Regions from separate parts of the Homo sapiens genome. Here region 1 is linked to region 2. Evidence: chromatin contacts called from ENCODE Hi-C or POLR2A ChIA-PET data. All regions are on one chromosome and are shown on one strand. Each heading gives the region's core, a stretch centred on a gene start or an enhancer-like site at or near the end of the contact. The rest is flanking DNA. Distances are from core to core; before and after follow the strand shown.

Region 1 (5,090 bases), core at 182-2,681, 3.2 Mb before region 2:
GCTTTCATTCAGAAACATACATAGTTGTTTTAGGTTTTACTGTAAAGTGGTATGTTTAAGTTTACGCAATCCATTCATCAAACATTTCAACTTGGAAATTAAAGGCTACTTTGGAATACTGTTTTAATTAAAATCAAAGCAACAGGGGGAAAAGTTTTATGCTAAATATAACTTCATTGAAAAAGTATTCAGGAATCGTTGTACTGATAAAATGATTATCTTGATTAAAATGATGCAAATTCAACTGCAGTCATATGCAGCTATTTCTTTCAAAATTGTCACCATTTGTTCTTTTTTTCTGACACTACAATACTCTGCTTTCATTAAAAGCCAGTAAGGCGGCACTGCTTCTTCAATATCAAAACCTTTTGGAAACCTTGGTTCAGAGGAAGCTGCACACTCTTCACAGTGCTAGAAAGGATCAGTGTGGTCACTCTAGGACAAATGTCACTGTCATCAACACGTCTGGGTGTCTCATAGTGACCTGGGTCATGCAGAAGTGTGGGGGAAGGCTGGTGTCTGAAACAAAGTCGACAGCTACAGTGCCCTGAAAGGGGAGAGGTTTTAAGAATACTAGAAGATGAGGCTCCGACCTACGGGAAAGCAGTCTCCCGGGGCATATCAATTCCGGGGGTGCACCGTCCCCTCCCGCAGAAAAGGGACGCAGGTGTTGCCCTCCCCCGGCGACCCCACCGCCTTCTTCCCGGCGCCGCCGCCCCCTCCCCCAGCCCCCTAGTTACCTTTCTCATCCTCATCGATGCGCAGGGCAATGGAGATGTACTCGAAGGCCTGTTTGTGGAAGACTCGGACGCGCTCGGCCTCGCCGCCCGGCACCGGCGCCGGGGCCGAGGCCGAGGCAGGTGCTGGCGCGGCCCCGGAGCTCCTCTTGGCTGCCATGAGGGCGCGGGAGAAGCGCTGGCAGAGCCACACGAAGAGGAGCCCCAGGTGGAAGGCGACCAAACGCAGCAGCGCGAAGCCTACAAACAGCGGGTAGGAGAAATAGTACAGGTTCCGCTTATGCGGCGACTCGGGCGGAGGGGCCGGCCCGGCGGCGGGAGGGGCGGGGGCCAGGCAAGGGGGCGGAGGCCTGGGAGGCACCGGGTTGCTGGCGCCGCCGGAGCCTTTCTTCTTCCCTCGTCCACCCGGAGAATTCATTCACAGCTCTCACTGCCGCCGCCGCCATAACCCGCCTCCCGCAGACCGACGGGAACCAAGCGACGGCGGCAGCCACTGCTACGGCGGGGGCCACAGACCCCCGTGTGCCCGCCGGTCTCAGGAGCTCCGCACTGCCGCACGCTGCCCGCCGGCCCCGCCCCTTTCTCCTTCCTCGGCCAGGAGCACAACCCCTTCTCCTCCTGCAGTCGGTGGCTCGGGCCCCTCCCTTCCTGTCGCTGTCCTCTCCGCCGCCTGGTGGCTCCCAGCGGCGGCCGCGCACGCGCACGTCTTCCCGTGTTTTTCTCCGGCGCGCGCGCGCACGGCGCGTCTTTGTTGACCGGGGCCCCTGTACGCGTGTGCGGCCCCCGCCTCTCGGCTTTCCCACTCAACTACAGTTCCCAATGTGCAGTTCGGCTCACGTCGGCAGCCCTGGAGAGCTCCTGCCAGGAAGCCTTCGTAATCGATCCACGGAAGGGGGAATTGCGGCTTGGGGTCGCTCTGCTGGTTCGCTAGGCTCCTCTCTCAGTGTCGTCGTTTTCTTAGATTTCTTTCATCTTTTTCTGCCAGGCGACCTAAGTCTTCTCCGAAGGATAATTGGCCCATCTCAGAAGCAATGGATATCAATCTGGGAATTAAATTAGCCGGGCGTGGGGGCGCGCGCCTGTAGTCCCAGCTGGTTGGAAGGCTAAGGCCGGAGAATCGCTTGAACTCGGGAGGCAGAGGCTGCAAGTGAGCTGAGATCGCGCCACTGCACTCCAGCCTGGGCGACAGAGCGAGACTCCGTCTCCAGAAAAAATAAAATAAAAATTTAAAATCTGGGAATTATTTGAGAGGAAAGCAATTGTGAAGATAAGAAACTTCAGGTCACTGCAAACAACAGCAACAAAAATGTTAGCTCAGTGTGATGAGATCAACTAACCCAGGGGTTTAACTAAATTAGTGCATATTTAGATGTCTAATATGAAAGATAATTTATTTGAATAAGGGAAATCTTAGGTTTTGCATAGTTACCATCCCATAGTTTACTGAAGAATCTACACTTTTTTTTTAATCTACTCAGCATCCCTTCCTTTGGGAAACTACCTGCTTGTCTCTGCTCCCTGTATTCTAATGAGCTGCAAGCACAGAACCCAGACCGCAAAGGCGGAAGCAAACACTAGGTCAGTCAGATTCTCCTGGGACCTGGAATCTTGGCTGGAGACCCACCGAATAGAAAGTAACTGGAAACGAGTGCTCTTAAGAGCGGGTTTATCAATGCATCACATTGAGCTCCCCCAGAGCTGCTGGGTTCCTGACTGGTCACTTGGTTATGTAATCTATCCAATACACTAATCAGTCTGTTTCTCTGTTTCTCTCTTCCTCTCTCCTTTCCCCCTTCCTTCCTTTCGTCTTTTCCTCTCTCTCCCTCTCTCTCTATCTCCACGTCTTTTTTCTCTTCTCTTTCTCTTTTTACTTGAGTTAGCCATAATTATTTCTTGTTTCCTAAAACTAAGGAAGCCAAACTGATAAAAAGACTCCGTTATTTACAATGTGAGGTTTCCAAATGCCCCATGAGAGCTTCCAGCTTCCAAGAATCTCCACATTCTGCCACAGCTTTATTTTTTTATTTTTTGGACAGGGTTTCACTCCATTGCCCAGGCTGGAGTGCAGTGGCGCAAACAACATGACTCACTGCAACCTCCACCTCCCTGGCTCAGGTGATCCTTCCACCTCAGCCTCCCGAGTAGCTGGGATCACAGGCACACGCCACTGGGCCCGACTAATTTTTGTATTCTTTATAGAGCCAGGGTTTCACCATGTTGCCCAGGCTGGTCTCCAACTCCTGGGCTCAAGCAATCCGCCTGCCTCAGCCTTCCAAAGTGTTGGGATTACAGGCATGAGCCACCCCATCGCGCCCCCAGCTAATTTTTTTACTTTTTTGTTGAGACAGGGTCTTGCTATGTTTCCCAGGTTGGTCTTGAATTCCTGGGCTCAAGCAACCTGCCCGCCTCGGCCTCCCAAAGTGCTGGGATTACAGGCATGAGCCACAGCACCAGCCAATTTTACTTAATTATTCCCCGCCAGTACTGCCCTACAAATGTCACAGGCTATTGCAAAAATGACCTACTCCCTGTTTCCCTCTTATTGCTCCCCCTTCTCTGTGCTTATGCTAGACCCTCATTCTGAAATGCCCTCTTTCGGCCGGGTGTGGTGGCTCACGCCTGTAATCCCAGAACTTTGGGAGCCGAGGCGAGCAGATCACCGGAGGTCAGGAGTTCAAGAGCAGCCTGGCTAACATGGCAAAACTCCCTCTATACTAAAAATACAAAAGTTAGACAGGTGCATTCCTGTGGTGGTGGTGCATTCCTGTAATCTCAACTAGTGCGAGGCTGAGGCAGGAGAATCACTTGAACCTGGGAGGCTGAGGCCGCGGTGAGCCAAGATCATGCCAATGCACTGCAGCCTGGGCGACAGAGCGAGACTCTGTCTCAAAAGCAAACAACAAAAAATTTTTTTTAATGAAATGCCCTCTTTTAAATCTGATTCAGGGCCTGGCACGGTGGCTCACACCTGTAATCCCAACACTTTGGGAGGCCAAGGCAGGCGGATCACCTGAGGTCGGGAGTTCGAGACCAGCCTGACCAACATGGAGAAACCCTTTCTCTATTAAAAATACAAAACTAGCCGGGCATGGTGGCGCATGCCTGTAATCCCAGCTACTCGGGAGGCTGAGGCAGGAGAATCACTTGAACCCAGGAAGTGGAGGTTGCAGTGAGCCAAGATAGTGCCATTGCACTCCAGCCTGGGCAACAAGAGCGAAACTCCATCTCAAAAAAAAAAATTACATTTATACATATATCATATAAACAAGAAGTGTGTTACTTAAATGCACAATTTAAAGAAAAATAATAAGCAGCATTCCATTTAAGAAAAATGAATGTAACCAACTCCTCGAAGCACTCTGTGAGCTCCTCCCTAATCTCAATGTCTTGTCTCTTCCTCTAGAGGAAGCCACTATCCTGAATTTTATATTAATCATTCTAGTGTCTCATTTTTAGTTTGCAGTGTATTTATGTATTTCTAAACAATGTCTTGTATGATTTTGCCTCACTTTGACTTTATGGAAATGTAATCATATTTCAAGTATCCCTTGTTTGCTTTCCCTCCTCAAAATTTTTAAAATTTCATTTATTTTATTTTAAGAAAATAGAGATGGAGTCTCACTGTTGCCCAGGTTGATCTCGAACCCCTGGGCTCAAGTAATCCTCCTGTCTTGGTCTCCCAAAGTGCTGGGATTACAGGCATAAACCGCTATGCCTGGCTACCTACTTAATAATTAAGTGTTGAAATTCCTCCCTGTTGATTTCTATAACTGTGGTACATTTTCACTGCTATATAGTATTCCATTATATGAATTTACCACAACCTATTTTACTGTTCAACTATTGATGGATATTTAGTTTGATGCCAGTTTTTTTTCTTAAATAACTATCTTCCCTGTTATCCCTCCAGTCTTTACCACTAAAGAAAGTAACTTACTTTCTAACTTAGCCAAGATAGGGCCCAATAGTAGAATGGTTAAATGGTCCTGGAGTCAGACTGGTTGCATTTAGATCTGTGTTCCATCACTTTCGGTGATCTTGGATGAGTTACTCAGCTTCCACATCTACAGTATAACACTAGAGTAGTAAGCAGTGCCTGGAATCAAGTTGATACTTGATTATTTTTTTATTTTTTGTTTTTTTTAATTTTTTTAAATTATCTATTTTTTGTTTTAAAAGTTCTTTTGTAGAGACAAGGTCTCTCTCACCGTGTTGCCCAAGCCAGTTTTGAACTCCAGCCCTCAAGCAATCCTCCCACTTCAGCCTTCCAAAGTGCTAGGATTACAGGCATGAGCCACCATGTTCAGTTTATTTCTATTTTTATTTTATTTTTTACTCACCATGATACTAACA
Region 2 (5,387 bases), core at 2,692-5,191:
CTGAGGCAGGAGAATCGCTTGAACCCAGAATGGGGAGGTTGCAGTGAGCTGAGATTGCGCCATTGCACTCCAGCCTGGGCGACAAGAGCAAGACTCTGTCTTTAAAAAAAAAAAAAAAATTGCCATGCATTGGTGGCACATGCCTGTAGTCCCAGCTACGCTGGAAGCTGAATCAGGGCAATTGCTTGAGCCCAGGAGTTCGATGCTGCAGTAGGCTATGATGGCACCACTGCACTCCACCCTGGGTGACAGAGCAAGACCCTATTTCTAAAATAAAAACAAAAACAGGCAGGACCCACTGGGAGCAGAAGTGAAAGGCACTACTCTAGGTCTTTTGGGATTGGTACAAAGCCACCATTCCAGTGGTACTGTGAGGTTGATAGCTGGAGGACAAGGGAAAACTACACAAAATAGAGTGAAGAAGCATGTGCAAAGAGCTGGAGGAGATCACCTGTGGAACTAGAACTGGTTGCCTGTTTGGAGATTTTAAAATGCCAGCCATCAGCCATGGTATTTATTGAGAACTATTCAGATTTTAAAGTAAATGCTTAACTAAATGTCACTAGAAAACAGTATTTTTCTTAGCCTTATAATGTAAACATGGGCTGGGCGCGGTAGCTTACGCCTGTAATCCCAGCATTTTGGGAGGCCGAGGTGGGTGGATCACCTGAGGTCAAGAGTTCAAGACCAGCCTGGCCAACATGGTGAAACACAGTCTCTACTAAAAATACAAAAAATTAGCCAGGCGTGGTGGCACAGGCCTGTAATCCTAGCTACTCAGGAGGCTGAGGCAGGAGAATCACCTGAACCCAGGAGGCAGAGGTTGCAGTGAGCTGAGATCGTGCTATTGTACTCCAGACTGGGTGACAAGAGCAAAGTTCCGTCTCAGTAAATAAATTAAGTAAGTAAACATGATAAGTTGACGATGTATCACAAATTCATCATCAAGATAATAGTTTCAGAGTGCAGGCTGACAATTTCATAGGGAAAGCAGAAGTAAAGGATAGCCAGAAATAGAAAGGCCCACATAGTGACTTCTTTTTTAAGAATTTCAATGCTCTGAAAGATCATGAATAAATAATATTATTTTCCAAAATGTACTAATGTATTTCATTAGATGTGTATAAAACAAAATACGTATAACATTGTGGCTGTTATTTAAACAATGGAAAGAAAGTGATGCCATTTTCCATTTACAATTTGTTTTAAAAATCAAAGATATGTAAATTTACTTCCCATATTTTGTTAGTGTATTTTCTTTTTTTCCAATTCCTGCTTATTCTGAAATAACAGCCAAGTATCATTTGATAATACTCAAGAAATAATAAAGTAGGTATGATAACTTTTAAAACCACCATAGGGCTTAGAGTTCAGGAGGTTCCGGCTCAGACCCATGTTTGGCAATGATAATCTCCTTAATTTCAAGAATTTTATAACCAAAAATGAGTTTTTGTCTTAGAAAGCCTATCACAAGAAAAAGTAGTGAGAAAAGCCTACGACTCCAGAAACTATTGGTCATAACTTTTCCTAAAAAGCAAACTACACAAAGTGAGACACGCAGTTGGGGTGTGGAGAGAGCAGTTTCTTTATTCATTTTTAGAATTAGAAGGGAGAAATTTGGCTGGGTGCAGTGGCTCATGGCTGTAATTCCAGCTCTTTGGGAGACTGAGGTGGGTGGATCACCTGAGGTCAAGAGTTCAAACCAGCGTGGCCAACATGGCGAAACCCCGTCTCTACTAAAAATACAAAAATTAGCTGGGTATGGTGGTGCACACCTGTAATCCCAGCTATCTGGGAGGCTGAGGCAGGAGAATTGCTTGAACCTGGGAGGCAGACATTGCAGTGAGCCGAGATCATACAACTGCACTCCAGCCTGGGCGAGAGTGAGACTCTGTCTCACAAAGAAAAAAAAAGGAAAAAAAGAAGGGAGAAATCCTGTTGATGGAGTTTATGGTGGCTGATGTCCTAGAAAGTACTGATTAGAAAGTATTAATTTATGTCTTAGAAAGTAATAACGGCCAGGCGCGGTGGCTCATGCCTGTAATCCCAGCACTTTGGGAGGCCGAGGCGGGTGGATCATGAGGTCAGGAGTTCGAGACCAGCCTGGCCAACATGGTGAAACCGAGTCTCTACTAAAAATACAAAAATTAGCCTGGCATGGTGGCAGGTGCCTGTAACCCCAGCTACTCGGGAGGCTGAGGCAGGAGAATCGCTTGAACCCAGGAGGCAGAGGTTGCAGTGAGCCAAGATCGTGTCATTGCACTCCAGCCTGGGCAACAAGAGCAAGACTCTGTCTCAAATAAAAAAAAAAAAAAAGAATAACAAGATTTATTTCATCAAATTTAAACAGAATTCACATTGACTTCACAGCCCTTTGAATATACTTGGACTTTAAGTTCAACTGTGCTGTTGACCAGTCTTTCCAAACGGTGTTACAGTACAAAGAGCATGGGCTGCTGAACCAGACTGACTAAATAGGAAACTCTGCAATGCCACTTGTCAGCTATGCATCTTGACCAACTTATTATTATTATGTTGCACGTGGGTCTTGAAATCCTGGGCTCAAGCAATCCTCTGGCCTGGGTCTCCCAAAGTGTTGGGGTTACAGGTGTGAGCCACCACTCCTGGTTTCCCCAAATTATTTAATCTCCCTGGGCCAGTTCTTTTACTCATAAAATGGATTTGTTTCTAACACAGAATTGTTGGAAACTTAAATGAGTGTCTAACGTGCCTCGTATTGCCAGACTCTCAATAAACTTTTGCCCAGTCAACTAATATCCAGCAAAGAGGCTAGCGATTTTTCTTTTTTTTTTGAGACAGAGTTTTGCTGTGTCGCGCAGGCTGGAGTGCAGTGGTAGCTCGATCTTGGCCCGCTGCAACCTCCGCCTCCTGGGTTCAAGCTATTCTCATGCCTCAGCCTCCCTTGTAGCTGGTATTACAGGCGTGCACCATCGCGCCCGACTAATTTTTTTCCCCCGAGAGGAGTTTTGCTCAGTCGCCCAGGCTGGAGTGCAGTGCCGAGATCTCAGCTCACTGCAACGTCTGCCTCCCGGGTTCAAGCGCTTCTCCTGCCTCAGCCTCCCGAGTAGCTGGGATTACAGGTGCGTGCCTCCACGCCCAGCTAATTTTTGTATTTTTAGTAGAGACGGGGTTTCACCACATTTGCCAGGCTGGTCCCGAACTCCTGACCTCAAATGAGCCGCTTGCCTCGGTCGGCTTCCCAAAATGCTGGGAGGCTAGTGATATTTAACGCTAAATAACTCTGGCCTCCAAAGATACCTGTTTCCATTTTAAGACACTTCTATTTCGTTTTGGGAGGGTAAACTAGTTATATTTTAATAATGAAAACATGTGTTACATAAGCACATAGTGAGTACTCGAATCAACCTCGGACTCTCCGGGCGTGAGGGGTGGGTGAGGGGACCGGCAGGTGGTCACAGCCCCATCAAAAGGGAGTTGGGGCTGGGGGATGTCGCGGTCAACTGGGAAAGGAGAGCCAATCAGCAAGTGGCGCGTCCCACGCCGTCTGTCAAATGCATCTGGGGGTTAGCTGTACTCATACATCTTGTGGGTGACTAGGTGACTTCCGTGTTCAAGACACAAGCGAGCTAAGCCTGGGATTTCAGTTTGCACAGCGCTTTGTTAAGTTTTGTCTCTCAATCTTGCTGTCCAAGAGCGAACCTGGAGGTCGTCTGTTAGCGGTAAATTCTTTACCCACATTCCGAAAAGGAAAACGGCGGCCGCGCGCGAGGACATATTCCTTGGATGGTCACTCAACCAGGACTCCGCTGCTCCCGCGCCCTAGCTTGACCTAGCGCACCGCCCCCTCCCCGACGCAGGCGCAGTCGCGGAGCTGTAGAGCCCCACGCAGCTGCAGAGCCATCGGGCTGCTGCGCCATGCGCGCGACTGGGAAAGAAGGGGTCGCGCTAGGCTTGCGTCACTCGTCTGCGACGGCGCCTTCGCGAAACACTATGCTAATGGCATGGTGCCGCGGTCCTGTCTTGCTGTGCCTGCGGCAGGGGCTCGGAACCAATTCATTCCTGCACGGCCTGGGGCAGGAGCCCTTCGAGGGAGCTCGGTCACTGTGTTGCAGGTCCTCGCCTAGAGACCTGCGAGATGGAGAAAGAGAGCACGAGGCGGCACAAAGGAAAGCCCCAGGAGCAGAGTCTTGCCCATCTCTCCCTCTGAGCATCTCGGACATTGGGACTGGATGTCTTTCGTCACTGGAAAACCTCAGACTGCCGACGCTGCGGGAAGAGTCATCCCCTCGAGAGCTCGAGGACTCGAGCGGAGACCAGGGCCGGTGCGGTCCCACACACCAGGGATCCGAGGATCCTTCGATGCTCTCGCAGGCCCAGTCCGCTACCGAGGTCGAAGAGCGTCACGTCTCCCCTTCTTGTTCAACTTCCAGAGAGAGACCCTTTCAGGCTGGGGAACTGATTTTAGCTGAGACTGGGGAGGGAGAAACAAAATTTAAGAAATTATTTAGGTTGAACAACTTCGGACTCTTAAATAGTAACTGGGGGGCAGTCCCGTTCGGCAAGATCGTGGGGAAGTTCCCCGGCCAGATACTGAGGAGTTCCTTCGGTAAGCAGTACATGCTGAGGAGGCCAGCCTTGGAAGACTATGTAGTATTGATGAAAAGAGGGACTGCCATAACATTCCCAAAGGTAATGCGATGGAGATAAGGTGTGTATTGGTTTCAGGAGGGGCAAAGACAGATGCAGTACTCAGTCCTGATTAATGTATTCAAAGACATCTCAGAACGTTTGGATTTTTTATTGTACTCAGGCTTTTAAAATAAACCAATGGTTATAACTTTTACATATCATGATGAAAATTAGCATTAGGGAACGGCTAGATTTTAATTTTAACTTAGGAGTCTCGAGTCCCTTATTTGTAAAATGTGGATAATAGCTCAACTTTCTGTTAGGGTGATGTGAACTCACTACGTACATAATAAGTACTAATTTTGTTCCCCATTACTCTTAAGTTTATAACTTCAGGACTCAAGAGAATGTTGAACTCTTAGGGAACAATTTTTTAGTACTACTATGATGATATTTTAATATTCAATAATCATGTTACAAGAGTATATTAACAATAGGTACATTACGGTGCTTTTCCCCTTTTAGGGAAGAAATAGAGTTTTATATTACAATAGCTAACATTCAACACCAAACATAAAATGACTATTCTTTATTAAAAAGTTAACTGCCTAAAGCCTAGTTTCAGTCTTTTTTTTAAGACAAGTTCTCACTCTGTCATCCAGGCTGGAGTGCAGTGTTGCGATCTTGGCTCCCTGCAACCTCTGCCTCCCGGGTTCAAGCGATTCTCCCACCACAGCCTCCTGAGTACCTGGGACTACAGGCATGCACCACCACCC

The links. A loop is a pair of places that touch in the nucleus more often than their neighbours do. ChIA-PET counts read pairs that join two places held with the same protein, here RNA polymerase II (POLR2A). Pooled maps may share reads with other maps.
Region 1: a pooled map shows a loop between it and region 2 (10-fold over the local background). The contact joins the promoter of SPAST here to the promoter of TRMT61B in region 2. A Hi-C loop is called at or near these places in 6 of 50 pooled maps. POLR2A ChIA-PET finds 5 or more read pairs at or near these places in 2 of 52 experiments (activated CD4-positive, alpha-beta T cell and activated naive CD4-positive, alpha-beta T cell).

What each region holds. Positions count from the first base shown.
Region 1 is chr2:32,059,897-32,064,986 of GRCh38, reverse strand. SPAST (spastin) reads right to left here and starts at 1,431. Exons shown (of 17, transcript NM_014946.4): 1 at 741-1,431. The coding sequence starts at 1,155. RefSeq lists silencers at 568-697, 728-1,147, 1,208-1,347 and enhancers at 719-1,519, 1,568-1,637.
Region 2 is chr2:28,868,863-28,874,249 of GRCh38, reverse strand. TRMT61B (tRNA methyltransferase 61B) reads left to right here and starts at 3,941. Exons shown (of 7, transcript NM_017910.4): 1 at 3,941-4,671. The coding sequence starts at 3,973. RefSeq lists enhancers at 3,599-3,748, 3,979-4,148, 3,763-4,287, 4,917-5,387.